Linked DNA regions of Homo sapiens: region 1 is linked to region 2. A link is a loop called in an ENCODE intact Hi-C map of the cell type or tissue named here. Cell type or tissue: breast epithelium. All regions are shown on one strand. Links, peaks and the distances in the headings refer to the core of each region. The heading gives the core; the rest is flanking DNA.

The links. Hi-C counts contacts between places; a loop is a spot of excess contacts. Peaks named below come from ENCODE experiments on the same cell type or tissue, not always from the same donor. Only the 100,000 strongest peaks of a DNase experiment are listed, where the experiment ranks them.
Region 1: a loop joins it to region 2, with 10 times the contacts of the local background. A loop is called at or near these places in 59 of 110 quality-filtered maps.

The regions. Positions count from the first base shown.
Region 1 is chr6:50,814,584-50,817,396 of GRCh38, forward strand. It overlaps LOC124901490 (a long non-coding RNA gene), which reads right to left. Exons shown (of 2, transcript XR_007059923.1): 2 at 2,662-2,813. Among named protein-coding and RNA genes, the nearest start is that of TFAP2B, 2.9 kb to the right of the region's middle. In breast epithelium, for the core only: CTCF peaks have their summits at 1,056 (motif pointing right) and 1,693 (motif pointing right); a DNase peak (open chromatin) is centred at 1,698; H3K4me3 peaks cover 1,458 bases; H3K27ac peaks cover 1,242 bases.
Region 2 is chr6:51,958,983-51,961,795 of GRCh38, forward strand. PKHD1 (PKHD1 ciliary IPT domain containing fibrocystin/polyductin) reads right to left here. Exons shown (of 67, transcript NM_138694.4): 36 at 888-1,044. Among named protein-coding and RNA genes, the nearest start is that of PKHD1, 130 kb to the right of the region's middle. In breast epithelium, for the core only: a CTCF peak has its summit at 976 (motif pointing left); a DNase peak (open chromatin) is centred at 969.

The DNA.
Region 1 (2,813 bases), core at 176-2,675, 1.1 Mb before region 2:
GTTTCCAAATTGATGATAAAAACACCTACTGAATCTTCCCCAAAAATATAATCATGAGAAAGCTTAAGACAGAAACATGGTAGGAAAATTAGGAGCCAGACTGCAACAGTAAAAAATGGAGCTGTCATGTTTTATCATTTTTTAACTTATCAAGATCTGTTATATGGATGTCGTGTCTTATTATTCAACTCAGCAGACAATAATGCTTCTGATGGGTAAGAGGTGGGGCAATATCTGAGGATGCTGAAGTAAGACAGTTTTTCCTTCCTCTCTTCTTTCCTTTGCCTACTTATAAATCCAGGACTATAAAAAATAACCCTGGACATACTCAATGATCCAAAAATACTGTCTTCTTAACTTCAGAAGGAAAGAAGTAAGACAGCATCATGAGACTGTGGGCAAAGCGTTGAGTACACAGTCTGAAGACCTATATTGGGTTTCCCACCTCCACTTTCTAACCAGGAGTTTATTGCAAATCCCTGGTTTTTAGAAGCCTCCACTTTCCTGACCCCCCGCTAAGTGTTTTGAGACAATGATGATAAGTTAAATTGTTTATGAAGCAATAGTACCACATATATTTACCCACAGATACTATTTTAATAAATTTTCACAATCATTTCCATTTTGTAGTTCAGTGCACTGAACCTCAGGCTATTAAATAGCCTGCCCCACCGCCTAGAATGAGAAAGGCCAGGGTGCAAACTTGGCACAATAATTCTAATTCTTGACTTTTCTAATTTTATTATTTTTGTGCGTTGGGTAGATGGAAAGGGGAAACCCAGGGAGACTGTGTAATGGAAAAAGAAAAGGTGGTACAGTGGGCATCTGCAAAGGAAGATAGTTCATGGAGTGTTAACCCACAGGTGCAAAGGTGAGGGCTAGTGGAAGGAAGGAAGTCAAATAAATTTAGATAATTCATAATTAGATTTTTAGAAGAAAGATGAAAGAAGACATGAAAGTGCTCCTAGTTGACCTTGATTTAATAATGATATTTTTCTGTACATTTTTTAAAAAACAGTCCTGAACATACTTCGAAAATCACCAGCAGAGGGCTTCATGCTGGGTGCATTTGCTTTTAATTATAGACTCCGACATTTACTGAATAATATTCCCTCTATATGAGGCTGAAAAAAAAAGAGGGTATGAATAATTCTTTTCTTTGCTGTTTTAAACTGAAATAAATGCAAATGAAAGAGGAAAGTACGAGTGTTAACTATCTGGGATGTCTCAAGTGCGGTTCCACCTAGGAGAGCATGTGCGTAACCTGAAAAAGAAATATGGACATAAGGCAAGATAAAATAACGAGGAAAATGCATATTTTACTCGTTTAATTTCCTTCAAATCCAGAGTTTGTTTTGCCTTTGTGTTTCCATTTACTGAGTTCTTGCGGGAATAGTTTCCCTACGTCATGTGATTGAGTGATAACGCGAAAGGTAATAGAAAGTAAAAGCAAGAGAGGTAGGTTCAAGTTAGGAAAAATTTTCTCCGTAGCGGCTGAGCTTTTATTGTGCGTTTCTTCGGGCGTTTGAACTTTTTAGATGCTGGAACGATCGTTTCTAAAATTAGTAAATATCATAAGAAGTGAACTTTAAAAATGTTCCTCTCAATACCAGGTTTTCAAGAACGGAAAGAAACCTTTGCCGAAAAAGAAATCAAGGAGACTTGCAGGGTTTGCGTCTATAAAATTCCGACAGAGGGCGCTGTTGCCCGTTCAATGACAGGGAACGGTCCGTGGGAACGGTTTACCTTGCAATGTCTAGGACTTTTCGAATAACGCCCACGTTAAAAAAAATAACTAGGATTTTAATTATGGTTATGTATTTTGAAGGTATTTCTCTATATATATGTGTATATTTTTAGGTTTATGCTTCATTCTTAATAAAACCAGATTTGTTATTTTTCAGGTTTCCTAAAGAACTTAAATTTTAACCAAATATCTCAAGATATTTCCACTTTAAAAAATACCTAATACTAGCATAAAATAAAATTACACATAAAAAGTTTGAAATTATTCATATATAAGGCTATAAAATAGTTATACTAACACAATACCTTATATTATTTTAATTTATGTGTAAAATTATCTCTTGCAGGTTTTGTTTTGTTAAATCTCAGAGTTTATTTATTTTAGACTAGGCAATAATATACCAAAAAGATATTAAAAGGTGTTAAAAGCATTTAGAGAAAAAAAGTGAGATTTTTCCAAATGCATTTTATTTGGGTTGTAATGATCTTTAGGTAATAACAATGACAGAATTATTGATTTGAAAGGGAGAAAACAATTATTTCCATTAATTAAATGTCTTGTGCCTGGAGAATCTGAACTTCCAAGTCTATAATATTTATCTTTCAGATTATTGATCTGGCACTGATTTTAGTTCTAGAAGTCAGGGGGTGTGGAACCCGTTTCAAGTCCCACCACACAATAAGATTAAGAAAAATCCCTTCTCATCTCCTAACTAGCTCTGGAAGCAAAGAAGAAAATCTTTGCTGATGCTCCTAGTGAAAAATCTGTATAGATTGTGTATGATTTAAGGTTAACATTTAAAGGGGAAGAAAGGAATGGAGAGAGAAAGGAAGGAACGAAAAGGGAAATGAAGGAAAGAAAAAAGGAAAACAAAAAGGAGGAAGAGGAGAAAAGGAAAGACGAAACATAAAAAATTCAACCGGAAATAAGGGGTTTATTTCTGAAGTTCCTTCTGAAGCACCTTCTTTGTGTTCTTTTCCTTTGACTTATCTTTAAAAATTAAATTAAAAATCTGCAGAATTGTTTATTCTGCAGTTCATGAAGCTTCTCCTTGGTTTTGATTGAA
Region 2 (2,813 bases), core at 26-2,525:
AATGCCTAAATCCTGATTCGGTCTAAAAGAGACAGGTATTAAAATTCCATTAGTTTATCCTCTTTAAAATATTTTATTTTTCCCCTCATGTAGCTATATTCTTATCTTAATAAGGATGAATGTTTGTGTGTTAAATATATTTATAGTAAAGAACAGTGTTTTAGTGCAGAGTTTCATAGAGATCCATAACTAATCATATCTCCCATGTAATTTTCATTTGCCAATGAACAGAGGCATTTTGATAACTATTCCTTATTTCCAGCCACTAAAGTAGGCCATGATTTTTATTCTCATTTAGCAGATAAGGAAAGAAATGCACAAAGAGGTGAAATAACTGACTTAGCCATTTGAAGATGTGGTAGTAGGGTTGAAATTCGAAATCTCAGCCTCTTCCAACTTCATAAACCCTAGAGCTATATAGCCGGTTTTGCAATAAGAAAGCCTATTTATATGACTTTCCATGGGACCAAGAAGTCAAAACCACAACAGGGTAAAAGCAGGAAGACATGGCTTTCTTGGCAGGGTATTTCAAAGGCAGCAACGTTAACCAATTTCAGGGCATTTTGCTATATTGTGGGGGCTGTCCTGGATAAGCATGACTAAAAAGTGCTTGAATAAAGAAGCATATTCTTTGAGAACACTGTTAACCTTCTTGTTTTTGAAAAATTAAACTAATCAAGCTCTGTGCTTATAATGAGTCCAAAGAAAGGCCTTTCACTTTGAACCCTCTGACCACTTCTTCCTTTACATAGTAAAATTTCAGTTTGGTCTGAGGATAAATTGTCAACTAAGTTCTGGAACTTATCCAGAAAGTTTCCCTCCTCCATCCCCCCTACAAGTGATATAATCATATAGAATAATATTACCAACCTACAAACTTCACACACCTTTAATGTGCAGTAAGTTGAGGATGCTTGTGTTAGTGTCCAGCAGAAGCAATTGGCCATTCTCCACTGTGACGTTGTCGCCATCTTGTGGCAGCCTTTCAGGAAACCAGCTGTGAGTCCTGGACCATCTCCGGCAGAACTGTAAAGAAAAGTTGCCCTGGAAAACAGAGAGCTGGGTTGGTGGGTTGGTTGGTTGGTTGGCTGGTCTGTTGCTTCGTTGGTTGGTTCGCTGGTTTGTTGGTTTGTTGGTTCATTCATTGTTTTTGGGCGGGATAGTATAAGTATTGAATCAAAATAGAAACTTCTCAAAGAAAGTAAAATTAATTTAAATATTTTAAATGTCTCCATAAAATTGGTTACCTCTCTCTTTTTCATACAACTAACCTAAACAGGAAAAAACATGAGAGGCAAAATTATATTTGAAGTTCTTCTGTGCCCAGCCCCTGGAATTCTCCAATAACATGCTGGTAATGTTTTCTTGCCTTTTTTTTCCCCTCTAGCACAGGCCCCATTCTACCTAACAGATGAGTTTGATTCCATTTATTTTTACAGATATGTATTGAATCTTGGACAAAAAGTCATAAATAGCCTGGAATAGGGAGAATTAAAATGTTCTGCTTGATGGGTGGCATTTTGCTTTATGTAATTGGTATCATTTTTCACTGGCTCTACTGCCAAGAGTCCCTGTTTTATAGGAACATTCCTCTTCCTAAGTGCTCAGATCTATCCTCCCACTCGGCCTTTTTTGATATTATTGTTGCCTTTCCCCCTGTGCCTGGTGCATCAGGGCTGAACAAAGCCCATGCAGGCATAGGCAGAATGCCGACTGACTTCAGATGACAAGTAAATAGTCTGGAACATTTGAGTGAGGGGTAGGGAGCTGTACTGACAGAAGAAGCCAGAAAAGGAAGCACTCCCTCTCCACCCCAGCCTTCAGTCCCTCTCTCAGAACTTTTGGCTTTCCTGTTAATTTGTGGTCACTCTGATGTCATACGTTTTTTAAAACAGGGACATAAAAATCACAGAAAGCAATATTGAGCTCATGCAAGAGGCTGGTAACATGTCTAAATGCCTTGTGAAGTTGTAGAAGTATAATTACGATAAACATAATAAAATCACAATAGAGAAGGTGATTCCTTCAAGGTAATAGATATGACATGTATAAGCCACTCTCTCCAGTCTTCTTCCCATTCAGATTCCAACAAATGTGAAGCCCAAGTTCCTATAAAAATAAACCACCTAGAAGGTCCTCTCATGATGTGTTAGAGGCAGATGGGAGAAGATCATTAGAAGGGAAGGCATGTTTGTAATACCGACAACTACACCTACACAGAGAATAGTGCTCTATAGTATTTCTGAGATAGAAAATGGAAAATTGTGTTGCCAGAAGAGCCGTTACGTTTTCCAGAAAAAGATACAAACCCCAAGGTCAACAGTGCTAAGTTGCAGACCCAACACAATCACTGAGAAGGCTTTGCAATTTATTCGTTTTCTACATCTGCAAAGAAGTAAAAGTCTATGACTCATCACAATTTAAGAGATGGAAGGAAATAAGGCATAGTGATAACCAGTTCCAGTATCACAGAAAAAAGAATAGGTGATCCAGGAGCATCGTTGTGAACTGCAGTATCTGTAGGCTACAAAAGTAGGAGAGAATTTTAACTCTAGATGATTTCACTATAGGACTAGCTTTAGGTTGGTAAAATAATAAACAGTACTTCTTATAAGGCTATATATATTATACATTCTTATAACCCTTTAATTTACTCCTGTAGAATACAGAAAGAGGAAAGGGAGGCAAATCAAAGGAAACTGGAATGAAAGAAGGTGGGAAAAACAGAGATGGTAAAGTAAACTGCAGAACAGGGTGAACCAGGTTATCTGTAGTGTCAGCTGCGAGTCCATGATAAAAGGACATTTGAAAAC